Regions from separate parts of the Homo sapiens genome. Here region 1 is linked to region 2. A link is a loop called in an ENCODE intact Hi-C map of the cell type or tissue named here. Cell type or tissue: ovary. All regions are shown on one strand. Each heading gives the region's core, and the rest is flanking DNA. Links, peaks and the distances in the headings are about the cores only.

What was found. Peaks named below come from ENCODE experiments on the same cell type or tissue, not always from the same donor. Only the 100,000 strongest peaks of a DNase experiment are listed, where the experiment ranks them.
Region 1: a loop joins it to region 2, with 9 times the contacts of the local background. A loop is called at or near these places in 2 of 110 quality-filtered maps.

The regions. Positions count from the first base shown.
Region 1 is chr6:29,132,705-29,148,901 of GRCh38, forward strand. It overlaps the pseudogene OR2N1P. Among named protein-coding and RNA genes, the nearest start is that of OR2J2, 30 kb to the right of the region's middle. In ovary, for the core only: no CTCF peak of the experiment used is centred there; no DNase peak of the experiment used is centred there.
Region 2 is chr6:29,040,591-29,056,787 of GRCh38, forward strand. It overlaps OR2W1 (olfactory receptor family 2 subfamily W member 1), which reads right to left and starts at 4,585. Exons shown (of 1, transcript NM_030903.3): 1 at 3,623-4,585. The coding sequence starts at 4,585. The coding sequence ends at 3,623. All of the region lies in intron 1 of OR2W1-AS1 (OR2W1 antisense RNA 1), which reads left to right. In ovary, for the core only: no CTCF peak of the experiment used is centred there; no DNase peak of the experiment used is centred there.

The sequences.
Region 1 (16,197 bases), core at 5,093-13,092, 94 kb after region 2:
TCATAAAAAATCAGGTTATAAATTACTGCTAATAATAGCTGACAATTGACTACAGCCAAATAATGAGTTCAAAAGCATTTTATCATGTTCCATTTTCAGATTTTTTAGATAGTAATTAAAACAATGAATAATTTAGTAGCAACTTTATGTTAAAGGCATAGTTAAATGCATAGATAGAACTATTCACAGGAGTTTCACAGACAATAGACCATGTGTCAGTCCTTTATTATAAATATTTTAAAAGGAATGCATCTCAAATTTTTTCCTTCAGCCATAAAATCTTTGTTTCAAGTGAGATGTTTGTTAAAGTACTTGGTATACCGACTGTCATTTAAAAATCTAAAGACATTTTTTTCAGATAGTTTTCTCAAATAGAAAAGACAACCTGGCCATTTCTTGCCAATTATGAATTTTAAAATACAGTCTTAATTATAATATGATATAATGTTCATACTAAGAATTGTGCTCATGCAAATTGAACGTATTAATCAGAAAATAATTTATGTTAACATATTCCTTAGTTCATATAGAAAAGCCACATAATACCTATATACTAACAAAGCTATTGATGTACATAGATGACCAGTCAAAATTACTTATTAATAGCCTTATAATGTGACTTGTCAGATGTGCCCATTTGCCTAAGAGTCACATAGTGAATTCAGATTCAGTCATTAGTTGGTACTCTTTCTAGCAAAATAGCTTCTATGGATTCAAGAAAGAAATGATTAGAGGATTTGCTGCACTTAAGAATTTGAGATCTGAGATAATGAATCCCCTGAGATAGAAGAAGATGATGTCCCCATGGTGCAGTTAACTCTACTGTTTGCTCAGTGGAAGGATATTGGAATCATAGCAAGGGGAGAAATTCCAGAAGCAAATTTTAAAGCAGTTTCTCTGCAAAAACATTTGAATCCTCTCTATTGCCCACTGAGCCCTGCCTCCTCACTATCCTAATGCAGACAGCATATCACATATCACATATATTAAAACAACCTTAAGTTGGACACTTATCAGTGTTTCTTATAAATACTATTATTTTACTTTGAAGAGTTTTTCTGGGGAAAGGGGATTACAGACTCTAAGACTTAGAAGTGTCTGCAGAAACTACTGTTGTCCACTTCCCAATATTAATTCTTGTTAAAATGTATATTATATATCATACTAAGTATGGTATGCATAAACCCTTTATCTTAATATAACATCATGTTAAATTGTTGGATATCTTTAATGTCTCCAAAAAAGAAATGCTAAAATTTCATTTAGATTTATCCTTTATAAATAAAATTTTTGATAACAATTAATTCTCTTTTTGCAAGTAATGTCTTTTTTTTTTTTTTTTTTTTTTTGAGATGGGAGTCTCACTCTGTTGCCCAGGCTGGAGTGCAGTGGCACAATCTCCACTCACTTTAACCTGTGCCTCCCAGGTTGAAACCATTCTTGTGCCTTAGCCTCTCAAGTAGCTGGGACCACAGGCACATGCCAACACACCTGGCTAATTTTTATAATTTTAGTAGAGATGGGGTTTCACCATGTTGGCCAAGCTGGTCTTGAACTCCTGACCTCAGGTGGTCTGCTCATTTTGGCCTCCAAAAATTCTGGGATTATAGGCGTGGGCCACTGCTCCCGGCCAACTGATGTCTATTTCTTCTTGTAGATAATTAGTAACATCTTCCGCGGAATTTGACTTCAGTTTTTCTAGAGTCCTTTTAACTTCTGTTTCAAAAACTACTTTCCTTGATATTAAAGTCGTTGAAATAATCTACACCTTCTGCTCAATCCTGCAGACTTAAAACATCATCACCACTGTCTTTGGCTCATCTCTTTCCCAGAGGACACACATTTAACAAAATTTCCAAGTTAACCTCCTATGTTAATCTCTCACACTTCCCCCATCTTTTTCATTTTTACTTCTCTTATCCTACTAGAGAGCCTCATTATCTATTGCAAAGATTGTTGCAGTACATTTAACTAATTTCCTATGTTTTTGTACTCCAAGTGGTTTTTTACTTTGCTAAATGTAGTCATAAAATAAAGGTCTTACATTGTCTCAGGGTTTAAAATCCTTCAAGTTCTCATCTCCTATAGAAACACACATTCTTTAATATCAGCCTTGGTTCTGGTTCCTGGTTCTCATTCAACATAGATCCTCCTTTCAGTCTCCCATATTGCCCCATGGAATTTCAGATGGAAACATTGAATTCTTCATGATTTTGAATGTATAATTTTAAATTTCCATCATTTTTGCAAGTAGTTTGTTATAAGGTGGAAAAAGCATGAATTTTTGGTAATTGAAAGCTTTCAAATTCTAGTTCTGACGTACACTATGCAAGCTCAAGAATTAGTGAACCACATTTTCATTATCTATCAAATGTGGCTAATACATACCTTAAAGGGTTATTGAAAGATTAAATAAGACCATACATACAATATGTTTAACACTTTTACTAGCTCATGGCAGCTTTTCAATAGTTGTGAGTTCTCCTTTTTAACATGACTTTTTGATTATGATTATGATATTTCCTCAGCCAGTGATGTATTACTATATACTCCTATTAAATATTACAATTTTTATTTGCCTTTTGAAAATATTTTTAATTCTTCTTTGAGTACTTTAATTAGTCTTCTTTTTTCATTCCAAAGGCACATTCTTTTTTTTTTTTTTTTTTTGCTTCTGTGTCTATATTATTATTATTTTTATTATACTTTAAGTTCTAGGGTACACTTGCACAAAGTGCAGGTTTGTTACATAGGTATACATGTGCCATGTTGGTTTGTTGCACCCATTAACTCATCATTTACATTAGGTATTTCTCCTAGTGTTATCCCTCCCCCTGCCCCCCAACCCATGACAGGCACCCGTGTGTGATGTTCCTCGCCCTGTGTCCAAGTGTTTTCATTGTTCAATTCCCACCTATGAGTGAGAACATGTGGTGTTTGGTTTTCTGTCCTTGTGATAGTTTGCTCAGAATGATGGTTTCCAGCTTCATCTATGTCCCTGCAAAGGACATGAACTCATCCCAAAGGCACATTCTTGAAGGTGCATGTTAGCACTTCTTGCCTTGCAGTTATTATGCTATGCAGATCTTAGGACATCTCTAATATGGAGAAAGCCACTGTTAAACCTTCTTGAGTTCTACCTTAAATATTTTTCCAAATACATTTTTAGTGACTTTAAATCTAGGGTTAAAATGCTTTGTTTTCTTCCATTTGTTATTTAGGAAAGGCCTACTTGCTTGGGGAAATAAGAACTTTAGATCACTTTCCTTGAAAGGCAATCTCAGAATTGCTCATGCTTTACACAAAAGGTAGAGCACGCTTTCTCTTTCAAGTATAATGCGTCCCTTCTCTTCTACAGAATTTTTCAAAAGTTGACTGAAGTATCCTTCATGCTGTAGCATACTGAGCAGTATATATTCCCTGGAAATGCAAAGTCCAAATAAAACCTTTCTGTGGGTTTTCCAGTCCACTGTTCTGAGTATTCTTTATTCTGAGATTTTTGCATATAATTCTTAGGAAATCCTGATTTTTCACTGTGTCTAGATTTCACTCATGCCTCTGAAATGAATGTTTTTTACAGGACTTGAAGGTAGTATATACATTAGCCAAGGACGGAGGATAATTTGAGAGAGTCAGATGAACTGTAATGGGTTTTTATAGCAAAGCTTTTGACAAAAATCGTTCTGTGTTTTGCCTTCAAAACTAGAAATTACTATATACTTCTGTATATAAGACTAAGTTAGACAAACTATACCTTAACTAATAAAAATGATCAAAGCTATTGTCTAACACCACAGAATTAGGTCATGTGTTTGTGTGTGCATGTGTATAAAATTTGAAAACATTTTTCTGGCAATCAACCAGAAATATGCCAATTTTTAAAGTTACTTAAATTTTTTTCCAAACTAGATATATAAAAGTTCAATGATTTGAGGATCTGTATCAGCACCAGATGATCTGTTATTTTTCAGCAAGTGTATCTGGTTTGCAGTTGATTCTTGTTTGAACTAACATGAGGTTTTCCTTCCAATTATTGGCTTAGATCTTGATCATACCAGAAGTTATGCCAGAAAAGTCCAAATGACCTTTTGTTTTTCTTACAAGTATTTACTTCTTCACTACACAACACCGTGTTGAACTCTCAACATATTAATTCAACACCAAGTAAATATAAAATCTATTCATTTGCTCTCATAAATTGTAACTAATTTCGTGACAAAGTTTTAAGTTTTGGGGTGTGAGTCCTAGAACTAAGTTTTAGCACTTCCAACTTTTAATGATACAGGTTTTGTACATCATTTGCATTTAACATTTACATCAGTAAAAAGACATATTGTTTGTTGAGGTAATCAAGTTGCTTTTTGTTCCAGAAATGCAAATTATTTTTTTCTCATACTGATTCTGATTCTAACACAGTTAGTTCCAAAAGGCATTCCTGGCTGTTCCAAATTGTGCACGGAAATGCTTCCAGGTTGTGTTTCATTATTAATATCACTTCCTTGTTATCTCACTGATTCGAAGACTCATTATTATAGTATGTAAAAGGAAAGTATCAGAAACTTTTTCATACTTTTTGTCCCACTATTCCACTCATTTCAAAATTTAATAATAAATTATTTAATTAAAAATACAAAATCACTGCATACTTATTTGTTAAAAAAGAATTACACTGAATTTTTAAGAAGCAATAGTATCTACATAAATTGGGGTTGATAAGCTTATGAGACTCATGATTATTCCAAAGTATAATGTGCTTCACATTGAATGCCCAGTGTAGCCACACTGCCCATTTAGACTTGGGACAACATGCAGAGAGTGATGGAATGTTTCTCAGGTGACTCTGACAGGAGGCTCATTGATGAGTGGTTGCTATACTATTTTTACAATTAGCTTGAACTAATAAATTCATTTTACTAATTTTTTTACTACTTAACACAGTTACTATCTCTGTATGTACCAACCAGTATAGAACTATTTTAATATATTTCCATAATATAATGTGCCTACTAGCCAAGTATAATCCTTGCTGAACATGTTTACAAAGAGTCTCGGAGACATAACATATTTTGCAAGAACATGTAAAGCGATATTTGATTATGAGACAAGAATTTGTTAGATAAAACCATAGCAACCTACTCTAACTGTTCAATAACTTCATTTTATGTCTACCCACTATCACTTAAAGCTGAAAATGCTCCTCACCAAGTTGCGTAATGCCCCCTTTACATTCTTATTCCGCAGGGTGTAGATAAAAGGGTTGAGTGAGGGAGTCACCACTCCATAGAAGAGGGCCATGAACTTGGGTTGATCCCTTGAGATGGAGGAGGGGGGCTGAAGGTACATGCTGATGGCTGGGCCATAAAATAAGAAAACTACAATAAGATGGGAGGAGCATGTCCCAAAGGCCTTTTTCCTTCCCTTGGAAGATTTGATCTTAAATACAGCACTTCCAATACTAGCATAGGAAGCAAGAATTAAGCATAGTGGGACAGCTAACATAAAAATGCATACCACAGAGAGTGTGAGCTCGTTAGAACCCTTTTCACCACAGGCAATCTTTATCAGAACAGGAATCTCACACACCAAGTGGTCCAGTTTATTGAGACCACACAGTGGCAATTGTAATGTGGCAGTGGCCTCTGAGACAGCATAGATTATTCCAATTAGCCACACGGTGGAAACTAAGGATACAGACGCGCTGATTCATGATGAGGGTGTAGTGAAGAGGTCTGCAGATGGCCACATAGCGATCAAAGGACATAATAGCCAAAAGCAAACATTCTGTTCCCCCCATTATGTGAAAGAAATAAAGCTGAACCGCACACCCCATATAGCTGATGGTCTTCTTAGAGCTTCCCAGGTTAAACAGCATCTGAGGGACAATGCTTGTGGTATAACACATGTCCAAAAAGGAGAGGTTGGTGAGGAAGAAATACATGGGGCTATGAAGACGAGAGTCTAACCTGGACATGAGAATGATTGTGATGTTTCCCATCACGGCTATAGGGTACATTATAAGAAGACTAGTGAACAGAGGAAGCTCTAGCCAAGGGCGGTCTGCAAAGCCTAGCAGAATAAATTCTTCAGGGTGGCTTTCATTAGTTAGTGGCATTATCTTCAATTTGTTTCACCTGTAGTAGGGATATGCCAAAGAAGGTAGAGCTATGGGTATCGACAAAACATGGTGATGCATTGATTGTCTACTTATAGATGACAGGGTGCAGTAACCTGGGGTCAGAATAACATAAAACATCTGGTATCAGGTGATCTTATTTTCCTATGGGACACTACAAATTAAAGGCAGATATCTTAATCCAGTAACCCAACCATTCTGAAATGGAATTTCTTCTTCTGTGTAAGAAGGTTGACAATAACTACCATTCTTGAGTGAGGTGAGGATTAAATACAAAGTAAAAGTGACCGTATAGTTTTCAAACTTTGAGTTGCATAAAAATCAGCTGAGAAGGTTGCTAGAATGAAATTTATTGTTTCCTATCTTTAGGTGTCTGATAGAGTAAATGTGGCCTGGGGCTGAGGAACAGGATGGTTCATTTTCAGAAACAGTGCTGCAAGGCATTACTGAAATGCTAAGAAGAATAAACATATTGAGGTAGCAATGGTAGGAGAAAAAGGAGGAGAAAACCTGGAGTCATAAGAATCATCAAGATAGCATTGTCCAGCTCCAACTAGTTAGTTAAATAATCATATCATCTCCAAGGGAGGCAAGAAGACTTTTGGATTTAAATCTATCTCAGCGATTTGAAATTGAACAAGAAAATTAAATACTTTTATTGTCTGTTTTCTCAAGTATAAATTGAGAGAGTTAACCTACAATGACAAAGTTTCCCTATGCTCAGGAATTCGATTTTGCATTCTTGGGCTTTTATTCATTACGATTTAGTTCAACCTTTGGGCATTTGATATTTTATGTTAAATTTTAGCTAACATCCATTTTGAAAAAAATTTTTTTATTCAATGAGATTATCATCTTGCTTTAATATAAGAGTTTGGATAGTTGTCATGACCCACTGATTGCACATAACTACAAATATGTCTTTTAGTTCTGAGTGACTGCAGTCAGGACAAAAGTTGATGTCCCAATTTAGGCTTAGAGACAGTCAAATCTGAAATTATTTTACATTTTCAAGACCTTTCCTTTTTTTTCAGCTAGAAAGTACATTGATATACCAACCTCAACTAGTTTAGTGAAGCAGTATTTTGAGAAAGATTAATTTTTTGCTCATATGCTTTTCTTTTAGTGGTGACATGTGTTTTATGAATATCACAATTTTCTGCAGGATGAGAAATATTCGGTTGAAAAGTTAAGATAGCATCTCAGTGACAACATTCTGAGTAACTCTGCCAGTCAATTAGTTGTTTAATGGTAACAGATTACATTTATAAGTTTATAAAGCACAGCTTCCACATTCTCTGTTTCATTACATCTTCAAAGTCATCCTGTGAGGTGTCATACAAAGCTCCTCAGGGCTAACATGTGAATGTTGCCCTTTGATTATATGCTATCTCACGCCGGAAGTGTGCAAAACAATAATAACACTCTTTCCAACTAGTCCTTAGTGAACCCTCTGTGTCAAACACCCCCATATGCTTTCTACACCATTAAATCATTTAGTATCCATCCCCAAACGCTATGACAAAGAAAATTTTACTATCCATATTTTAAGATATTGTTAATCATTTGTTTCCATACTCTGCTAATGACTAAGAACATCCTAAAGATTGAAAAGTAATTGCTGCTTTAAATGAGGTAATAAAATATTGAGACTATAAACTCAGAGTTTCAAGAGCCCCAGAAAGCATCTGTACTCGAGGGTTGTTCCTGAATGAGTGTGACCCCCTTCACATTATTTGACCTTGATTTAATCAAGATGTTATATGAGTGCATCAAATTTAGAAATATGTCTTGGCCTGAGTGCTTTTTCAGATGAAAATCCGTATTGGAAATGAAAGATGAAATAAAGGCATGATATAAACTAATTTGATGTCAAAATAAATACAGTCATACATAGCTTAACAAGAGGAATATAGTCTGAGAAATGTATTGTTAAGTGATTTTGTCATTGTGTGAATAGAGTGCACTTACACAAACTTAGATGGTATGGCCTAGTACACACTTATGCTATGTGATATAGCCTATTGCTCCTAGGCTACAAACTTGTGCAGCATGTTACCTTACTGAATACTGTGGACAATCATAATTCAATGGTAAGTATTTATGTATTAAGCATATATAAAAATAGAAAAGGTACAATAAAATATGGTATAAAAGATAAAAAATGGTATACCTATATTGGGCACTTACCATAAATGGATCTTGCAGGACTTGAAGTTGCTCTGGGTGAGTCAGTGAGTGAATGGTGAGGGAATGTGAAGGCCTAGACCACTACTGTACACTACTATAGACTTTGTAAACACTGTCTATAGCCTACACTAAATTTACTAAAAAACACTTTTCTCTGTTTAATAATAAATTCATTTTAGCTAACTGTAACATTTTTACTTCATAAACTTCTTAATTTCTTTAACTTTTTGATTATTGAATAACACTTAAACCCATCATACAGCTGTACAAAAGTATGTTCTTTGTTTATATCCTTATTCTATAAATTATTTCTATTTTTTTAAGTTTTTTAACTTTTTTGTTAAAAATGAAGACACAAACACACACATTAGCCCAGGCCTACACAGGGTCAGGATCATCAATATCATTGTCTTCCAGCTCCTTGTCCCACTGGAAGGTTTTCAGGGGCAATAACATGCATGGAGCTGTCATCTCCTATGATTATAATAACAATATCTTCTTCTGGTATACTTGCTGAAAGACTTGTGTGAGGCTGTTTTACAGTTAACTTTTTAAAAATAAGTAGGAGTATAAAAAATCATAAAAAGTATAGTATAGCAAAAATATAAACCAGTAACATATTTATTTATCATCATCAAGTATTATGTACTGCACACAATTTTATGTGTTATTCTTTTATATGACTGGCAGTGCAGGTTTGATTATACCGTCATCACTGCAAACACTTGAGTAATGTGTTACATTATAACATTATCATGGATACAGTGTCACTAGGCAACAGGAATTTTTTAGCTCCATTGTAATCTTATGGGACCACTGTTGAACACATGCATGGTCAGTCATTGATGAAAATGTCATTATGTGGTGCATGCCTGTATTCTGAGAATTGCAAATTACATTATTAAATAATTTCACTATTAGATACCTGCTATCTTTATTTAACATTGTTATGTTCACCTTTTATATTTTTTCTACCAGGGACCATCCTTGAATTTTTTAAAAAGCAATTTTAGATTTGATCCTCCATGAATTCTTCCATAATTATAACTAATTATAACTACCTTTAATGACAATATTCACTCCAGTATGTCTTCCGCAATTTTATTAAATTTATATTATTTGGGATTTTGTTATTAACTTTATTAAGTATATTTTGTCTGTGAGTGGTGGTCACCCAGAGCTCCTCCATTTCTCTGGACATTTCCCTGAAGACATCAGACTAGGAATGACTAATCAATGTGATTTAATTTTGAAGTATATTTAAGCTCTGTAATTCTATTCTTAGATCTCATATTTTTTTCTCATGTCATTCTTGTATTTTATTTCTTTTAGCTTTGGGATTTTATCTGTCTTTTGGATCTTATACTTCAAGAAATGTTTCATCACTATTTTACTACATGGGGATTTACTTAATCACAAATGTTTAAAGCCACTTTATTAAAGTGCCAGACCCATGAGTTGAGTAAATTCCTCTCCTCATGGGGTCCCAAGATAAAGCAGGAATCCTTGGAATGTTAGAAAATGACATTCTTTACTTACCACAGGCCAGAAACCCTGTATAGGGACTGTGTAGGCAAGGTAGAAGGTCAGTTCCCCAAGGGGTTTTTATTGGCTCTATAAGTCAAGTTTCATTCCTTAAAGGAAAACACACCATTCCAGTCAAAGCCTTGGTAAAATAACCAATTTCTCCAACTGTGTCCTGCTACAAAAAAAAAAAAACAGATTCTTATTGCACTTATGCAAATAAATATATTGCCATCAGTTAAGAATACTCACAAACAGTCTCCAAATTCTGGAGAAATCAGGTAGAGAGAAACAAATATGGTCCATTTTTTTTTTCCACAGAAGTATACTTTACTCAATTGCTAAAGGCTGTAAATAGCTCAAAGTAAAAGTTTTCTTAACTCTGGAAAACAAAACAAAGGGTTAGCAACGTTTTAAGCAAAGTCAAAAAGATTAGTTTATTCTTTTAGTTTAGTTTATGCAGTTAACTCCTGTTCTGTTTGATATTCATGAACATTCCTGTTCTTCACGAGAGTTGCAAAAGTTGTTTCCTCTATTCTAATGTCACAATTTCCAAAGTTATCAGAAACCTGCATTTAAGAACATCCGTTAGAGTTGTATAGCTGACTATAAACCACCTTTTGAAGAGGATTAAAACAAGACAATTGTCTGTGTATGACAAAACTCGTTACCACAGCCACTGGCAAAAACGTGATTGACAAAGAAATTTTGGTAATGTATAAAATAATTATTCTTGTTCCACTTTATACAAATAATCAGGCCAAGTGCAATAAAGTAAATCAGTCTTATCATAATTTGTCTTCAGTAAAAATGAGAAACTGAAGTGAGAAAAATTATGTTTCAAGAAGTATGGTACACTTGTTATTAAATTCTAGTCTCATGAGTTGTTTTTAAGTTTGTTTCTACAATTTAGGCTAAACCTGCTTATTCCTGTGAACCAACCAGTGATCTTAGACTGTTACTCAGAAGATACAAGAGGTTTGGGTAATGTAAAAATCTGGACCAATATTCTAATCATGGGCACATATTGGAATCATCTGGCAACCCTGTATCAGCTTGGTTTTAACAGTTGCTCAGTTCATGGGAAGCCTTTAAATTTAGTTTACCTGGAATAATTTTACTTATTTTGCTTTGCTGCTGTGGAATACATTGCATTTGTACTCTTTGCATACGGATGCAGAATATGCTTAGTGAATGTTTTCTTAAATGGAACACTTATCAATCTTTCAGATAGCACCTCTTGTTGAAACTCAGAGTTATGAATGGCTCTCATCATACCAATGCTTTTTGACGAGCTCCTCTCTACCCCAAATACGAGAGACTCTAATTGTTAGGCAGGAATATCATTGCTCCTCTTAAGCCTGAAGAAGCTACAGAAGGAGATGGATCTTTGTCCCTCTCCAACCCTTAGGATTAAGGGTTCTCTTGTAAAGGGGAGGGAGGAAATGTCAGAGGCATGTGAGCCAGAGCAGCTCCATCTTGAATAGCAGCTGGGTAAAATGAGGTTGAAACCTACTGGGCTGCATTCCCAGATGGTTAAGGCATTCTAAGTCACAGGATGAGACAGAAAGTCAGTACAAGATACAGGTCATAAAGACCTTGCTGATAAAACAGATTACTCTAAAGAAGATGGCCAAAACCCACCAAAAACAAGATGGCGATGAGAGTAACCACTGGTCATCCTCGCTGCTACACTCCCATCAGTGCCATGACAACGTCAGGAAGTTGCCCTATATGGTAGAGTACATTTGTTTACAAATGCCATGGTAACATCAGGAAGCTACCCTGTATGTTCTAGAAAGGGGAGGCATGAATAATCCACCCCTTGTTTAACATATCATCAAGAAATAACCATAAAAATGGGCAACCAGCAGCCCTTGGGGCTGCTCTGTCTATGGAGTAGCCAGCCATTCTTTTACTCCTTTACTTTCTGAATAAACTTGCTTTCACTTAAAAAAGATAAATAAAGTACCAGACCCTATTCCTGTTGATGTCTCCTGTTTTATCTCCACTTCCATCTTCATTCTAGTGTAGCTTATACTTCATTTTTACCATACACAATATTTTCTTTATATGTACTGCACTTGTAGACTTTCTATATAGTAAAAGATCATAAGAAGAAATAAAAGTTATTTTTATCTGACATTAGGAATCTGCATGAAACACACAGACAAATCAATCCATCCAATTTTGAACATATATTCTAAAAATCCACCTGATTGAAAGAAGGCTTCATATTTGTTTTGGGCATTTAATATTTCTCAGATATAGTGTATAAATCTCCCTCTCAGTCTCTCACTGAAACCAAATTTAAAATCATAATGATTTTAAATGGGTTTAATGTTTTTAAATTTGGTTTCAGTGAGAGATTGAGAGATAGATTAATTACAAAGAGAAATCTAGTTGCTTCTTAGAACCACTGAGCAGCTGTTTCCAAAGGTTAGAAAAGGCTCCCTGAAATGAAATGCTCTCTGCCTTTCAGATGTATATTAGGCAGTGGCAGTATGATCTACACATATTTCAATTTCCCTAAGAATGCATGGACTTGAAAACGTGCCTTTTTACTCACCTTTTGATAAATATCTTTCAATAAAAAGGAATTATGAAGGAATACACTTGAATTTTTCAAACGTTCAGAGGATGGATAAACTGTAGTATACATGAGTATTTAAGAATTAGCTTCACAACTTAGGTTTTCAATTGTTACAGGGTTCCAAAGAGAAGAAAACATGGGTTAGGAAGACAATAGTAGAAAATATCAGAATGCTTTGTGGATGTGTTATTTGTAAGCTCTTCCTGAGACCTCTTGGGCATTGTTTTCCAACAGGCCATTAATCCTTATCCCAGATGAGGAGTTAGCAGAGAAAATTCCTTGGGACAGAGATCTCTATGGAAATGCTACTTATGTACAATTAGTTTCCTACTGAACTGAGGTTGGTAGGAAGTCTCTTCTGTTGTCAGATGTGTTTTAAAATACATTTACTCAATTTCCCAAAACAGTAGACACTAATTTTAAATGAGATGCAATTAGAGATGAGCTAGTTTGAATAAATGATTCTGGGGAACTTAAATGAGAATTCCCTGAATACCTTACCTCATTAACTTCTAGACTACCTCACATAAAATTTAATCATTTCTAGTTGTAAGAATAAAGGGGCACAAAAATGAGTTGAAAAGGAAGAAAGATAATAAAAAGATATTTCCAATGAGAAGGAATCAAGTGATAGTTTAAAACATTTCATAATATTTAATGCTTTCATATTAAAATGATGAAATGATAATTTCTTCACTCTCACCAAGCACATACCACATAACATTAGGCAGATACACAGATAACTTTGAGATTTTAAAAATTACATACAAAATGCATAAATACATTATGTTGAAAAACAAATTCAAGTGCATGGGATAGCAAATACAAATTTAAAGGGTTTTTTTTTTAAGATGGAGTCTTGCTGTGTTGCCCAGTCTGGAGTGCAGTGGTATGATCTCAGCTCACTGCAACCTCTGCTGTACAGTTCAAGCGATTCTCCTGCCGCAGCCTCCCAAGTGGCTGGGATTACAGGCATTCCCTTTGATGACCTACTGTCATGGTCTGTTGTCCCTCTCCTTTCTTTAAAGGTAACCGTTAGTGTCATAAGGGTGTGCATCTTTCCACATTACATATGTGCTGGATATTTTCCACTCCCCCTTCCTTCCCCTGCCCCAGATTCACTCTCTATCCAACCATGTTTGTTTCTACCCTGTGTTGTGCCTCTAGAGGCGAAATCAAGAGAATTCCATGATATTTGACTTCTGGTTGTGTTCAGCCAATGAGTCACCAGCTGAGGATTAGAGTGAGGCAGCAGCTAGTTTGAAGTATTTTCCCCTACCCTCTCCTTCAGATGGGACAAATGAGGCTACTTGTATTGCTCAACCAAAGATCACAGGTCATGGATGTAGCCACGTACAGGTTCTCTCTCTTTCTGCTTTGTAATAGTACTTTCTCCCTTTGCTACTTCAGGCCTTGTGTTGGTTGCTAAGCCTCCCAACTGTTGCTAGATTCAGAGTAGTCCATATATAATACATATACAGAAATCCCTTGTTGATGTTCCTAAATCCTTCTCACAACTTTGTATTTACTTCTTTTGTTAAACCTCTTTCAGTTCCCATAGGAGCATGCCATCTATTTTCTGCTGGGACCATAGGTGACTGTAACTTTCCATTACAAACAAAGGTCATTTCCTGCTTTAGGACTTTTGAATTAGATGTTTTTAGGTCTAAAATGCTCTTTCTTTGATTTTATCACGACTGGCTCCTTTCTGTGTTTCAGGTTGATCTCAAATGTCACCTAAGAAGGAATATCTAATATGAATATACTACACAGTATCTCTATATCATATTCTCTTTTAATTTTCTGCAAAAGAATGAAAGCTTTCTTAGTTATTTTGCTTTTGAAGTCTCCCCCTCTAGTATGCATAGTTTTTGACAATAGCAACTTAAATAATACAATTAAATCATCTTGAACATATTGTTACTTGATTTTTACATACATATGTACACGCACACACACGCACACACACTTTTTGTCATTTCAGAAACAATGACTGATAAAGGAATTTTTTTCTTTTAAACACATCTCTAGCTTATCTACTTTTGCTGAATTCCATAAACTTTGGTATGTTGTGTTTCTATTTTCATTCTTTGCAAATTATTTGCTATTTTCCCTTGTGATTTCCTCTGAGCCATTCATTATTTAGGAATGTGTTGTTTCATCGCCACTTACTTGTGTATTTCACAATATTTTGCCTGATATTGATTTCTAATTTTATTCCATTGTGGTTAGAGGACATCCTTTACATTATTTTAATCTTTTAAATGTATTGTGATTTGCTTTATGACCTTATAGACTAATCTGTAGAATGTTTCATGTGCCCTGAGTAATATATGTATTCTACTACTATTGGGTGGAGTTTTCTGTAGAGGTCAATTAGCTGTAGTTAGTTTATAATGCTGTTCACATCTTCTATTTCCTTGTGGACCTTTATCTAATTGTTCTATTGTTATTGAAAGTGGGATGCTGACATTGAACTATAATTATGGAATTATCTATTGCTCCAAACAGTTCTGTTAGTCTTTGTTTTATGTAGTTTGGAGATCTGCTGCAAGGTGCATATGTACTTATAATTGATGTATCTTCTTGATGGACCAGCGATTTTATCATCATAAATTGTCCTTCTTTGTTTCCAGTAATAATTCTTGTCTTTTTGTTGATATTGTGTAATATCAGTATAGCCATCCATTAGCACTCTATCTTGCTTACTCTTTGAATGGAATACTTTTTTCATCTTTTCAGTTTCAACCTATTTGCATTTTTGAATCTAAAGTGAATATATTGTTGACAGTATATCATTGGATTGTCTTTTTAAATAAACCTTGTCAATCTCTTCCATTTTTTAAATGAATAGACTATTTTTCAGAAGCTTTAGGTTTACAAAAAATTGAATGGAAGGTGTAGAGAACTCACATGTAACCCCTTTTACTCCCTCCCCCAGAGTTTCTTTTATTATTAACAACTTGCATTCATGTGGTACATTTGTTATAATTGATAAGCCAATATTAATACATTATTAGTAACCAAATTCCATAGTTTACATTAGGGTTGATGGTGTGTGTTTTACATTCTATGGGTTTTGACAAATGTTTAATAACATGTATTCCCCCATTCAGTATCATAAAGAATGGTTTCACTGCCTTAAAAATTCCCTGTTCTCCTTCCATTCATCATTTCCTCCCCTCCTCCCCGGGAGCCCCTGACAACCACTGATTTTTTATTGTTTCCATAACTGTGCTTTTTCCAGAATATCATACAATTGAAATCATATATAATGTAGACTTTTCTGACTGGCTTCTTTGACTTAGTAATATGCATTTAAATTTCTTCCAGGTCTGGGCTTTACAACTCATTTTTTATAATTGAATAATATTCCATTCTATGAATGTACCACAGTCTGCTTATTCATTCATTTATTAAAGGACTTTTTTTTTTTTTTTGCTTCCAAGCTTTGGAAATTAGGAATAAAGCTACTGCAAACATTTGTGTACAGGTTCTGTGTGGACATAACGTTTCAGATTATTTGGGTTAATACCAGGACACGTGAGTGCTGGATTCTATGGTTAAGATGTTTAGTGTTGTATGAAACTGTCCAGTTGTCCTCTAGAGTGGTTGTACACTTTTGGATTTCTGTAATCAGTGAATGAGAGTTCCTGTTATTTATCTCTTTGTCAACATCTGATGTTTTCAGTGGTTTGCTATGGTTGATAATGTCTCAGATTTCTTTAGGCTGTTTTATTTTTCTTCATTCTTTTTT
Region 2 (16,197 bases), core at 3,095-11,094:
AGGGATTGCTAAGGAATTTTAAGAAGTCAAATATTCATTAGGCAATGTTTTCCTTTTTATCCTGCAGTATAATCCTCCTTTATTATTCCCAGTTCTTTATGAAAATCCCACTAACTGCATTCCCCACTTGTTAGTGGTACTTTAGAGAATAAAAGAAAATAGGCTTGGTTCACTGGCAAGAGGACAAGAAATAGTCTTTAAGTGGAGAAGAAGCTGTTTCGTACAGTAGAAATTGGTAAGGACAGTGGCCACAGGGACTCAACTGTGAGAGGAGGTTAAAAATTTATCAGGAGCAGTATTTTAAACAAAAATCCTCAAAAATAATAGAATCCTTCTCCCATAGAAAATAATTTTCAGAAATACAATGGAGAGTGTCAGAATTTCTTCAGAAAGTAGAAAGAATTTTAAAATTTAACTTATGCAGGTTGGGCACGGTGGCTCACGCCTGTAATCCCAGCACTTTGGGAGGCCGAGGTGGGTGGATTACCTGAGGTCAGGAGTTCGAGACCAGCCTGGCCAATATGGTGAAACCCTGTCTCTACTAAAAATACAAAAGTTAGCCGGATGTGGTGGCACACGCCTGTAGTCCCAGCTACTCGGGAGGCTGAGGCAGGAGGATGGCATGAACCCGGGAGGTGGAGGTTGCAGTGAGCTGAGATTGTGCCACTGCACTCCAGCCTGGGCGACAGAGACAGACTCCATCTCAAAAAAAAAATTAACTTATGTATTAATACAAAAACCAATATCAGAAATGCCAGAGACCTGGATGAACTGATATCTATAAAAGTGATAAAATGAATCAATGTACTTCAGTAAGTTGGGTACATATTTAGACTTATAAATTATCAGCATCTATACCCAGGTATTGCTTGAAAAATGTTACCAATTAATAATTAGCTTAATTTTTACAGCATGTTTGAAAATTTGATATGCCATATCATTTTTATGCAACATACTTCAATAATACATGTCAGTAAATTTATTTAAGATATAAATATTCATTGTAAAGTAGGTAAATGTATGTACTTGCAAAGATACCCAAACACATCAATTAAAATAATGGGATTAGAATTGGATAATAAGTGCATATATATGTATTTGACCTCTAGAGGTTCCTGTACTTCAAAATTCATCACTATATGACAATTGAGTATCATAGCATCTTCTGCTTGAATCCATTTATAAGTTTTTGTTTAAGAAATGAGAGAAAATTAATAATTGTTATGAATATAAACAGATACAGTAAAAATGGCATTTCATTTTCTCTAGATATTCGTGATTCTCTGAATTTGAATAATGTATTTTTTAGATTATAGTCTTCTAAAGAAGAGAAATATTGAAAGAATTAGCTATTTACTTGCACTGAGGGGAGTCATTATGTGCATTTTCTACTATGGTTTTCTTAGTCCACCACTCCTCAAGTTATGATGGTTGACTCAGAAGGGTTGCTTTTATCTTTAATCATAAATCATTATGAATTTCCTTGTCTGAACTAGTCAACATCTACCATGTTGTGGTTAATTGGTACCAATCAGAGTTGAACTTCTTGTGGAAGAATCTGGAGATGTCCATATGAAAGGAAAATAGGCAATAAACTAGATTGTATTATATTGCATTTTTCCAACACTAGGCATATGTGGTTTTGAAAATTACCTATTTACTGAGTGTTTTGTGAGTGGCAGAAACATTTTCCTGCCCTGGCCAAGGGCTAACCTTAGAAAAAGATAAATGTGATGGGTATAAAATCTAAGAGAGCTGACTTAGTTTCAGGATATTGTTAAGCCCGTTGAGACTGGTGCTCCACAACAGTAATTAAGCATAATTATGATGCAGGTCAAGGTAAGACATTTCCGAAATTTTCTAGGACATGTTTTTGAAGGCTTGGGATATTCTGCTTAGCTCATATTTGTGTATGTTTTTTTTAGTTAAAAATGATAACAAGATGATTTTTGCTCTGTTTACAAACATTTGCATGAACACTGAAAAATTCATCCAAATCGTTAAAAATATTCAATGCCTACTAAGAGTCATGGAACCCTATTATATGATGGTGAATCGAGAAAGAACTATACAAAATTATGCTTTCAAGAAACTTATAATTACATTGGCTAGAGGCTTATCAGTTCTATAAATAATATTTACAAAACAATGCAATTCTAACCTTCATAGAGATTTGTATGGCTTGTTAAGAGAACCATAGTCTAAGACAATGGGCTTCAACGGGGGGGCACACTCTGGGATGCAGAGACTTTTGTAGGGTTATAAAGTTAGTTTTAAGGAAATAACTTCCAGATCCTCCTTGTTCCTTTGTTTTCTTCGCTAACATTTTCTTGAGGAAATGCCAGGTTGAGGAGTTAGACAGGTTCTCTTTCCAGCCTTCACTTTCAAAGATCCCTTCTCCTCCTTCACAAAAGAAAGGCATAATTACCATCTCTCCTGATCTTACTGTAACATATTATCCACATTGTGAAAACCAGTGGTACACCAAAGAAAGGGACAACTCAAAATGCTAGTGGTGTGCTGCTCATCATTAAAGATGACATGATGGAAGAGAAAATATATATTTTTAGATTCTAGCAGTGTGTCTTTCTAGATCTATCTAGATTGGCTACTATTATTAAATAATGGGCACTTTTAGAGAAAGGTATCAGATCATGGCAAAAATAAAAGTTTAATTAAAAAGTAATCACATTGTCCCATAAAAGCTAAATATTATATTATGATAAATAGAAATAAAAAGATTTATTCTGTTATGCAATTCCACTACATATAAACATTACCACATTTCTAAAAATTCACGTAAATCCGCCAGTTCCACAGATGTATGTCAAAAGCCTAACTGGTTTCAAACTAGTCATATTATCTTTCCATTAAGTTGAGACAATCATGGAATAAACATTTAACGAATGAAAGAGAAATTGATAAGACTGTGTCATTACCTTTAAAACCCTTTAATTTGTGGCTTTATATTACGATAGAGTAGTAATAGACTTAAATAGCAGAGACCCTTTACTCAAGATATCGATTTGAAATTTCATTGAAAAAAGAGTGAATTGTTTTAAATGGGGCTTATGACAATTACTGTCTTATAAACTGCACTGTTTGCATCAAACACAAATAAATATTTGGGTGGCATTACAAAAGATTGGGTGTACAAAATCATTATTGTGTATATGTATATTTTTTCTCAAGCTCCAATAGAATGAACATTATGGGTATATTATTTAATATACACACCATAATGTATATGAAACCATTTGCTCAGGTCTATACTTTGGAAGAGGCAAGGATTAACATTGAAAATACAAAACTAGATAACCAAAACAGTTTCTATGTGGTTTTAGAATAAATTAAATGCATTCAAATTTATGTTTACATCCCATTTGTGTTTTATTTCAAGCAAAAATAAAATTTCTAATGATCTGTTTTCTCTGATGATATACCAATGATCAGGGACATAAAGGAGCTAAGTAGAATGGTTGTAATTTTGTTTGCATCTACAAAATGTTTGTATATAATAATTATATTTATGGATCTCCATGACCTAGGAATTACTTGCATTTGTAAAAATTAAAGAAAATTAGAAAACATATTTAATTGCCTTATTCACTCTAGTCTTTATCTATGACTTGCAATTCCTCTTTATTTTTGTAGATTTGTGGTGAAATCTCATCAGTTTCTTCAGGGCATCCTTCATGTCCTTATTTCTTAAGGTGTAAATGAGCGGGTTGAGACTTGGAGTGATGACGGTGTAAAAGAGGGTGAGGAACTTGCCCTGGTCTTTGGAAGCCCTGTTACCTGGTTGCAGGTACATGTAGATAATAGTTCCATAGAACATAGACACTACAGTAAGATGAGATCCACAGGTATTCATTGCTTTTCGCTGGCTTGCTTTTGACTTCGTTCTCAGCACAGCTTTGGCAATGTAGCCATAGGATATAAGAATAAGGATGAGAGGTGTGAGGACAATTATAATGCCTAAAGCGAAAACAGACATTTCAACTGTTGTGGTGTCTACACAAGCTATCTTGACCAGAGCTGGCAACTCACACAAGAAATGATCCAGAATGTTGTTTCCACATGTGGGCAAATTCAGAGTGAGTGTACATAATACTACAGAATTGGCCAAACTAATACTCCAGATCATGATAATCATCTTTAGACATAGATGTGGGTTCATGACTACAAAATAATGCAAGGGCTTACATATAGCTGTAAAACGATCATAGGACATAACAGCCAGGAGAAGGCACTCAACTGAGCCCAACCACATGTAAACATAGAGTTGGATGATACAACCCACATAGCTGATGGTCTTATCAGGTCCCCACAAGTTGACCAGCATCTGAGGGATGATGCTGGTTGTGAAACATAGATCTAGGAAAGATAAATTTCTGAGGAAAAAGTACATTGGTGTATGAAGCTGGGAATCCAGGAGAGATGCAAGAATGATGGCTGTGTTACCCACCAATGTAATTAAGTAGAAGATGGCGACAACTCCTGACAGGATCATCTCCATTTTTGGATGGTTAGAGAAGCCAAGCAGAATAAAACCATGTAAAGAACTATAATTGCTTTGGTCCATAGTCCTTCAATGTCTAAATCCTAGAGTGAGAAAAGGAGGAGGAGGAGGTAGATGATGATACAAGGATAAGGAGAAGGAAGAAGAAGGAAGAAGAGGTAGAGGAGGAGAAGGAGGAGGGAGAGGAAGAAGAAAAGGAAAAGAGGAAGAAACAATTTGTCAACATGAACTATCTAAATAATTTGATAAAATTAGAACTAAACAAAGAGAGATAATTTATGTTACTAATTGAAAAAATTTAATGGATAAAAGTAAAAATTACAGCCAAGAAATCTGCTATTTGTCATAGATTCTTTTATGGCAATGAGTTTAATATTAGATTTTTTAAAAAAAATCCAGGTGACCTTGGGGAGTTCACTTTTAAACTTGAGGTCTGAATTATCTAACGTGTAGATTTGAAAGTTTGAAATAGATGCTGGTTCTAAAATGACCCTATGATTCTTTATAAGCTAGTTAGCTTGATAAAATGAACATATTCTTTTATTTGATCAGTAAATTCACCTATAAAATTTAAGTACTGGGCTAATGGTAGGATGAGGAAAAGATGTGATAACCTGGAGGATGAACCTGGGGACATCATGCTAACTGAAGTAAGCTGAAAGACAAATATTGCATGATTTCATTTATATATGGAATCCAAAAAAGTTGAACTCATAGAGGTAGAGAGTGGGGGCAGGAGATGGATGGGAAAAGGGGAGATGTTGATCAAGGGTACTAAGTTTCAGTTAGAAAAAAGGAACCAGTTTTAGTGATCTCACAGAATGGTGACTACAATAAACAATAATGCATTGTTTATTTCAAAATTACTAAGAGTAGATTTTAAGTGTTTTCACCACAAAAAATAAGTATGTTAGGTGATGGGTTTGTTAATTAGCCTGATTTAATCATTACACATTATAAACATATATTAAAACATTATATTGCACCCCATAAACATATACAATTGTTGCTTAATTAAAAATAAACCTTAAAAAAGAGTGAGGAAAGATTGTTCTTCTTTTTTCATATCTTAGTGACTAAGCACCTTTGATCTCCTAGTTTGTTATGTAGGACATCTGGTGTTTACCCTTGGACGCCTTGTCTCTCTCATTCTTAACGCCTTATCACCAAAACTGGTAAATTTGGATGCAAATATATATGCTAATTATCCTATCACTTTAAAAAATCCCTACCACCACAACCCTAATTCAAATCACTATGATTTCTTTTCTGGATTCTGGCAATAGTCTTGCATCCAGTCCTTGCATCCAGTCTTATGCCTTTACATTGTTACAACATTTGATGAAATCATGTCATCCATCTCCTTAAAACTTGTCAGCCACTTTACACTACATTTAAGAAATACTATATTGTATACTTAAAATTTTGCTAGGAGGGTAGATCTTATGTTAAGTGTTCTCATCACACGCACACACATACACAACACAATAAAGAAGGTGGGAGGAAACTGTTGGAGGTGATGGATGTATATATGGGATAGATTGTGTTGATGGTTTCACAGGTATATACTCACCTTCAAACTCATCAAGTTGTATACATTAAATCTGTACTGCTTTTGTATGTCAGTCATACTTCAATAAAGTGGTCAAAAAGCTAATATAAAACATTTGGTTAAAAAATAACAGCCATTAGCCAGGTGTGGTGGCGTACTCCTATAGTCCCAGCTACTCAGGAGGCTGAGGCGGGAGGATCACTTGAGCCCAGGAGTTTGAGGTTGCGGTGAGCTATGATTGCACCACTGCACTCCACCCTGGGTGCTGGAGCAAGATCCTGTCTCAAAAACAAACAAAACCCAGATAAATATCAAACTGGTGCTTCTTCTCTCTCTTTATATAGATGTAGTACAAAAAGTTGTGCTTTTTTTGTTTGTTATGCCATTTCAAATATGTTTTTTTGAATGTTATTAAGAAATTACTTCCAACTGTGGCCATGATTCAAAAGTGGATACATTTGTGAGACTAACCGGAGATGGTGGTTGAAATAGCCGTTTTGAGAAAATCATTTTGTGATTTCTTTAGCATTAGCTTTTCAAAAATTATGATTTGATTCTGAGTTTTGCCATTAATCAAATTGGATAGAAAGAAAAATAATTCTCTGAAAGATATTTCAAGCTGTCACACCCCATTAAAGTTCCATAATGTCTGAGCAGGGGCATCAATAATTAATGCTTATTTATTTTAACAGACTCGTTGATGTGTATAATTGTGCCTAACTTCTGAATAAAATAGGGCTTCAGTTAAAATTATATAAAAACCTGAAAATTCTTTTAAAATTAAAATCAATATTATGCTGTTAATTTCTTAACTATTTCATTATTACTACAGTCCATAAAGATTAACTCAGGAAAGAATAAAAATCCTCCTTCTGCCTATTAAAAAGTGACATAGAAAAATCTTCAAATAAATTTTCATGCACAGTATGAGATTTAGAAATGGATACATAAAATCTGAGTCCTTTATGGCTCCACAACCTTCAAGAATAAAATATTTTGCTGACAAGTTTCACAAATGGCATTAAAAAACAAAACAAAACAAAATTAAAAACAAGTATCTGAATTCTTCATTTTCAATTTAATCTATCTTTCTCGCTTTTGTTTCTGCTGGATCAATATTTATTCTCAGACTTCTGAAATAAAACCAGCCCATACAGATCTAAGTTCTTTTTCTTCTACTTTCTACAAATTGTTTTACCAATCCAGGCATACTGTTTCTCCAAGAGATTAAGGATGAACATTACTGTGATCCAGAGGGAGTTCCTTTGCCATTCTACTTCTCGACTTTTGTAGAATCCACACTATGGAAAATAGATCCCGGTTAAGCATTTTTTTCTCCAGGGCTGTAAATTTCTCATGATTTCCCTGCAGTGCCACGGAGAATTCTGCTTTTCCCAAAGTGTGTTAGGGTAGAGATTCTCAACAGGACTCCTCCTTCTCGAATATATGACTTCAAGTAAGAGGATGAAACCTGTCACAAATTCTTACTTCTTGTTCTGAGTTTAAATCAACCTGCAAGTAGGTCTTGACCATAGAGAAACATTAGGAAAAGCAACCGGATAATTCAGAATCAGAATTGAACAAAATTTCCCAGTATTACCTGAAGACTCAGATAATCAAAAAGATTATCTAAACCATTGGGACTGCATCCAATTAACTTTACTAGAGTACAGTGTCATAGAAAATGCCAGCCTAGAATTAGACCATACCCTAATATTTCACTAGGGCAGGTTTAGTAGATGTAAAAGTTATTTAATATGAAGGAAAACTATAGGACAAAGAAATAAGAAAATGTATTTTCATATTTTTTTGGTTGTGAATGTATTATAATATAAAATTTACTCTTAAATAATGTAGATTTCCAACACTACAATTATACTTAGCTACAGAAAAATCTTACCATTCAAAGCACAAATATTGATTGTGGAACTAAACTTGCTCTGAGCAGATATCATTTAAATGAGGTACCTCTAGTGGTTATCTCTGATACCCATGGTCAGAACAGTTGTATTTGAAAGAGATGTTTAATCCCCAAAGCTCTAAACAGTAAGACCAGAATCATAAGATTTACATTTTTTCTCAGTTGTTTTGGTGACCATGAGGGATGATTCAAATACTTCATTGTCTACGACAATTAGTTTTGTTATTGTCTCAGAGGTCACTATTTACACATTAAATTCTAGAGTAAGTATATACTATGAAAATTTTTGTGAGTTGGCTTATAATCATAGGTTTTAACAGCTTCCTTAAATTAAAATTACATATCAGTAATAATTGGTTTTAATAAAATACATAAGCACGAATTGGCTGCCTCATGATACATGTTCAAATGTGGATGACATTACTGATCAATAAAATAATTTTAACTATCTGCTTCTGTACGATAATCAATATATTTTACACTTGAGATATAGTATAGTGTAATGGTTAGATGGATAGATTGTGGAGCCAGACTTTCTGGGCTGAAATCCTGGTGGCTACAGTTACCAGATGTGTGAACTTGGGAAAATTACTTAACCTTCATTGCCTCCGATTTCTTATCTATAATAGGGGATATTATAATACATAATTTAAAGGGCGAATGTAAGGATTCAATAAGTTTAACATATGTAAATACTACAGTACTGGTTGGCACACAGCATCCAAATAAGTATTAACTGTTACAATTTCAATCAGTTCAGGGTGTCTGTGTGCTGCAGAAATATTTGGGGAAAGTTTATGCTGATATTTGATAAAACATCTGGAAAATACTCTCCTTATAAGCACTTCCTTTAGGATTTTATATATAATACACACATATATGAAATATATATACTATATACATAGTATATACATATGTATGTGTATGTATTCTTTATAAATGCTATAATAATGATGATAAAAAGAAACATAACATCTACTAATGGTACATTTTTGTCTATCAAGATTCTAAACATCTGAATACTTGAAACTGTTCACTTTGACTGGAGATCTCAGTTTCACTTATGTATTTTTCTCTTCCCCTTTAGTCAAATTTTCTACAGTTCTCCTTTTTCTTTTAAAAACCACTTTAAAGTTATAATTGAATTTCACAATTTCAATTCAACCATAGCAAATATTCAATTTTCATTTGAAAAACAAAAATGTATATAAATTGTCATGCCCACCCATGTTTCTGGTTTAAATACATTCCTACACAGTGACTTTTCTAGTCCCTTGCTCCTTATTCTGTGATTAAAATCCATGGGTTTGTTACTCTGGAGAAATTATAGAGAAATCCTTTGGATTTTTGAATTAATTTTTAAAAAGGTTTTCATTTGTTATCAAAAAATGGATATACCCAGCTTGTAAAGCAGATGCCCTTGCCTTAAACTTTAATATAAGACCTTTCCATACCCCTTTGAATAAATCAAGACATGTTTTCCTGTTTCCTTTTTATTTAACAATTTTTTCCCTTGCTTACTTTAGCCCTTAACTTATGGAAACCATTTAAAGTGAAGTTATTAGCAGTGCTTCCACAACTGGCCGCATATCAGAGTAACTGTATTGGCTGGCATATGTAGAAATTTTAGAAATACAGTGTCCTGAGATTCCTATGCCCTTGCCAAAGGCTCAATTCTTTTCTGTTTATACTGTGTCCCTAGATAGAATCTTAGAGTTTTAAGGATTTGAATCCCATCTACATATTGATGGCTTTCAAGTGTCTATTTCCAGTCTTCTACATTGAGCATGGAATAGGTAGTTCCAACTGCCTAATTTCATGCACAAAATTATGAGTCTAAACATAGCTAAAATAGATCTCTTGATTGCACTGAATCTGCTCTCATTCCAGTCTTCCTCATTGTAGTAAATGATATAAACATGTACCTATTTCTGGCCAGAAACCAGTAATTAAGGAGTTATCCTTAATTACTAGCCTGCCCTCATCTTGAAAATCTGAATGATTCCAAGCTCGACTTCTCTCCATTTCCAGAATGACTAACAAACTGGGCCACCCTATTTTTCCTGGATTACCCAATGGATTACTATCTTGTTTCTCTGCTTTAATTCATTCCCCTTTCAATCTATTCTCCATATGGCGGCCAAAAGCGTTCTTTAAAAAAACCACACGTTGGCTGGGCGCGGTGGCTCACGCCTGTAATCCCAGCACTTTGGGAGGCCGAGGCGGGCAGATCACCTGAGGTCAGGAGTTCGAGACCAGCCTGATAAACATGGAGAAACCCCGTCTAACAATACAAAATCAACAATACAACAATACAAAATTAGCCGGGTATGGTGGCGCATGCCTGGAATCCCAGCTACTCTGGAGGCTGAGACAGGAGAATCGCTTGAACCCGGGAGACAGAGGTTGCTGTGAGCCGAGATCGCACCATTGCACTCCAGCCTGGGCGACAGAGCGAGACTGTGTCTCGAAAAAACAAAAAACAAAACCCAAGAAAACCAAAACCACAAATCAAGTATTTCCATTTGCCAATTTGAAATCTTTTTAGACTTCCTATGCACTTAACTATAAAATTCAGACTCCTTACCAAGAACTACCAGATGCACCTTGCCTGGCTCCTTTTCATCCCTCCCTCCTTCTCCCATTCGTCTCATGCCTTTGTCATTCCAGGGTTGCAGGTGTTAAAGTGTCTTTGCATTGAATTTCATTGGCCTGGCAGATTCTGTCCCCAAATTGAACTCCTTGTTTGTAATCGTTTTTCAGATATAATCTATTCAACGAGATCTTCCTTGACTACTTAATCTAAATTAAAATCCCTCCTCCCCAGCTAATCTCTATCACATTTCCATGTGTTTTTCGTAGCACTTATCACTCTAAATTTTGTTTTTTTTAAATGTATCTCCCCACAATTAAAACCTAAGATCCAAACGAATATGGATCTGATCCCCCTTTTTTGCCACGTAACTGAATGAATCAATTCAACAAATTTGATTAGCAATAGAAATATAGCAAACAACTAAATAGACAAAACAGTAAAGTCCCTGACTTAATGGAGCTTACTTTTATTTGTGAAAACAAGCTCATCAGCCAAATTATATATAGTGTTTTATTTGTTCATTGCTTTTTTTTTCTTTCTTTTTTTATATAACATCCCACCAAATAGAAACATTCTCTCTTTAGGAATAGTGTTCCGTGTAGATGTTGATTTCTTACTATGCAATTTTACGGACATTGTCTTCCAATATTTCCGTAGACTAATTGGTCAGGACCTGATAGCCCTGTGATAATGCTGCACTCAGCATTCCTTGATGATGCTATATTAGCTTCCAGTGGCTGTTTGGTGCCTGGAAGGGAGTCTAGCATGTAACAGGGATCAATAATTGTTTGTTGACTATAAAGCAGTTAGAACAATATCTGATGTGTATATTAAATATCCCATTCAGTCAAGGTTATCTAGGGTGATATATTCAAGAAATATAATGCTAACTCATTTATGTGGTGATGGAGATCCGTGTTTAATGATATTGATCATCAAATAGCCTGGATAAAGAGTATGTTCCCAGAAGAAAGAGATTTCTGAGACTGCTTTTATGTTATCCTTTACATTTCTATTTTTTGACTCTTTTTTTTTTGGCTTTTGGCTTTTGGGTCTCACTCTGTCACCCAGGCTGAAGTATAGTGGTGTGATCATGGCTCATTTTGGCCTCAAACTCTTGGGCTCAAGCAATCCTCCCATTTCAGTCTTTCCAGTCACTGGGATTAATGGTGTGTGCCACAAAACTTGGCTCTGTTTGATTTTTTTTTTTTTGGTGGACCATATATTTTACCAAAATATCTGAAATATTGTAAATGATATTTTTTGAAATATCGGAAAATATTTTTGGTATATTTTGGGGAAAAATACAAAACCAAAACAATCTACCTATTTACCTTCTCGTGAACTTATGAAATCAAATATTTTAAGCCTTATTTTCCCCAAACCGTATATGATTCTCTCAATAGTTGCAGAAAAATCTTCTGATAAAATCCAACACCTCTTCATGTTAAAACCCTCAATAAACTAGGTATCCAAAGAACATACTTCAAAATAATAAAAGCCATTTATTTCAGTCCCACAGCCAACATCATACCAAATAGGTAAAAGCTGGAAGCATTCCCTTTAAGAACTGGAATAAGACAAGAATTCTGACACTACTCTTATTCAACGTAGTACTGAAAATCCTAGCCAAATAAATCAGGCAAGAGAGAGAAATAAAAAGCATCCAGATAGGAAAAGAGGAGTCAAATTATGCTATGATTCTATGACTAGAAAACCCCAAAGACTCTGCCAAAAGGCTTCTAGACCTGATAAAACAACTTAAGTCAAGTTTGAAGATACAAAATCAATGTAAAAAATCAATAGCATTTCTATACACCAATAATGTTCAAGCTGAGAGCCAAATCAAGAATGTAATTCCCTTTAAAATACACACACACACACACACACACACACACACACACACACACAAAATCTAGGAATACTTCTAACCAAGGAAGTGAAAGATTTCCACAAAAAGAACTACAAAGCACTGCTGAAAGAAATCATAGATGACACAAACAAATGGAAAAACCTTCCATGCTTATGGATTGGAAGAATCAACAACATAAACAAAATGTCTAAATTTTACCGCCTAAAGCAATCTACAGATTCAACACTATTCCTATTAAATTACCAACGTCATTTTACACAGAACTAGAAAAAATGATTCTAAAATTACACGGAACCAAAAAAGAGCCCAAATAGCCATAACAATCCTAAGCAAAAAGAGCAAAACTGGAAGCATCACATTACTGGACTTCAAACTATGCTACAAGTCTACAGTAATCAAAACAGCAAGGTACTGGCACAAAAATAGGCACCTAGACCAATGGAACAGAATAAAGAACCCAGAAATAAAGCAGCATACCTACAACCAACTGATCTTGAACAAAGTCGACAAAAATAAGTAATGCAGAAAGGACTCCCTATTCCATAAATGGTCCTAGGAAAACTGGCTAACTATATTCAGAAGGATGAAACTTAACCCTTACCAAGCACCATATACAAAAATTAATTCAAGAAAGATTAAAGACTTAAATGTAAAGCCCCAAACTATAAAAATCCTGGGGAAAAAACTCAGAAATACCCTTTTGGACATTGGCCTTGGCAAAGAACTTATGACCAAGTCCTCAAAAGCAATTGCAACACACAAAAAATTGACAAATGGGACTTAATTAAACCAAAGAGCTTCTGCACAGCAAAAGTACCTATCAACAGAATAAACAGACATCTTACAGAATGGGAGAAAATATTTGCAAACTATGCATCTGACAAAGGACTAATATCCAGAATCTATAAGGAACCTAAACAAATCAACAAGAGAAAAACAAATAACCCCATTAAAGAATGGGCAAAGAACATGAATGGACAATTCTCAAAAGAAGACATAAAAGCAGCTAACAAACATATAAAAAATGCTCGAACACTAATCATTAGAGAAATGCCACTCAAAACCACAATGAGATACCATCTTGCACTAGTCTGAATGGCTATTACTAAAAAGTAAAATAATGACAGATATTGATGAGGCTGCAGAGAAAATGGAACACTTTTATACTGCTGGTGGGAATGTAGATTAGTTCAGCCACTATGGAAAGTAGTTTGGGAATTTCTCAAAGAACTGAAAATAGAATTACCATTCAACCTAGCAATTCCATCACTGGGTATGTGCCTCCCACCCAAATAAATTGTTCTACCCAAAAGACACATGCATTCACATGTTCATTGCAGCACTATTCACAATTGCAAAGACATGGAATCAAGCTAGGTGCCCATTAATGGTGGATTGGATAAAGAAAATGTGGTACATATACAACATGGAATGCTACACAGCCATAAAAGAGAACGAAATAATGTCCTTTGAAGCAATATGGATGCAGCTGGAGGCCATTATCCTTAGCAAATTAATGCAGAAATAGAAAACCGAACACCACATCTTCTCACTTGATTTAAAATTTAAGGAGATAAATCCTGGGTACATACAGACATAAAGATGGAAACAGTAGACACTAGGGATTCCAAAAGGAAGGAGAGGAGGAGAGGAGCAAGGACTGAAAAATTTCCTATTGTATACTATATTCACTGTCTGGGTGACAGGATTAATATAAGCCCAAACCTCAGCATCACACAATATACCCTTGTAATAAACCTGCCCATGTATCCCCCTGAATCTAAACTAAAAATAGAAATTTAAAAAACCCCTTTTTCATAGTAATCATAAAATATACACTTATGCAATTTATGAAAATAATATAGTTTTACCTCTGTTCTTTTCACTGCAGCTTTGTGAAGGTATAATTAACAAGTAAAAATTGCATACACTTACTATGTGTATGATGTTTTGACATATGTATATATTGTGAAGTGATTACCACAAACCAGCTAATTAACCTATCCATCAGCTGACATATTTTTTCTTGTTTTGTGGTGAGAATATTTAAGATCTACTCTCTTAACAAATTTCAAATATTAAATACTGTATTGTTAACTATATTCACCATGCTGCATATTAAATCCCCAGAACTTGTTCGCCTTATAACTGAAAGCTTGTACCTTCTGACCAACATCTCCCTATTTTCCCCTCCCCCAGCTTTTGGAAACCACCATTCTAATTCTATTCTCTGTTTCTGTGAATTCAGCTTTTTAAGATTTCATGTATAAGTGAGTTCATATCGTATTTGTCTTTCTCTGATTCATGTATTTTACTAAGCATAATGCCAACAAGGTTGATCCATGTTGTTGCAAGTGGCAGAATTTCCTTCTTTTTGATGGATGCTTGGTTTGTTTCCAAGTGTTGGCTAATGTGAATGATGCTACATTGAACACAAGAGTGCATATATCTCTTTGACATACTATTTTCGTTTCCTTTGGGTATATACCCAGCAGTGGGATTGCTGGATAAGATGGTAGCTCTAGTTTTGATTTTTGAGGAACCTCCATACTGTTTTCTAAAATGGCTGTTCCAATTTACATTCCCACCAGTAGTGCATAAGGATTCCCTTTCTTTCTGAATCCTTGCCAATACTTGTTATCTCGTCTCGATAATAGCCATCCTAACATGTTGGCTGATCTCATTGGGGTTTTAATTTTCATTTCTCTCATGAATAGTGCTGTTGAGCATTATCATTATTTCACGTATCTGTTGGCCATATGTATGTCTTCTATTGAGAAATGTCAGCTCAGGTCCTTTGGCCGTTTAAAAATCAATTTATTGTATTATTTTTGCTATGGAGTTGTTTGAATTCCTTGTATTTTTTGGATATTAACTCCTTATCAGATTTGTGAGTTACGTAAGATAATGGTTCAATTTTATTATTTTGCATATAGATACTAAGTTTTCCCAGCACCATTTATTGAATCAAGTATCCTTTCTCCTGTATATTCTTGACACATTTGTCAAATATTAGTTAGTTGACCATATATGTGAGGATTTATTTTTGGGGACTTGATTCTGTTCCATTGGTTTGTGTGTCTGCTTTTATGCCAGTATCATACAGTTTTGATTCTTATGGTTCTGTAATATGGTTTCAAGTCAGGAAATGTGATGCCTCAGCTTTTCTGTTGTTGTTGTTCAAGTTGTTTTGGCTATTTATGTTTTTTTGTGGTTCCATACATATTTTAGAATTTTTCCTCCAATGCTGTGAAAAATATCATTAGAGTTTTGATAAGAATTGCATTGAATCTGTCAATTACTTTGGGTATTATGGACATTTTAGTAGTATTAATTCTTCTATTCCATGAGCATGAAATATTTTAAACATTTATTTGTATTTTCTTCAATTTATTTCATCAATATTTTATAGTTTTAAGTGTAAAGATTAATCACTTCCAGGGTTAAATTTATTTCTAAATATTTTATTCATTTTGATGATACTGTAAATGGCATTTGTTTTTCCAGATAATTCAGTGTTACTGTACAGAAACACAATTATTTTATGGCACATGTATACATATGTAACTAACCTGCACAATGTGCACATGTACCCTAAAACTTAAAGTATAATAAAAAAAAAAGAAACAATTATTTTTTCCATTGACAAATAAAAATTGTATTTCTTTACAGTATACAATCATGGTGTTTTGATATATGAATACATTGTGGAATGGCTAAGTTAAGCTATTTA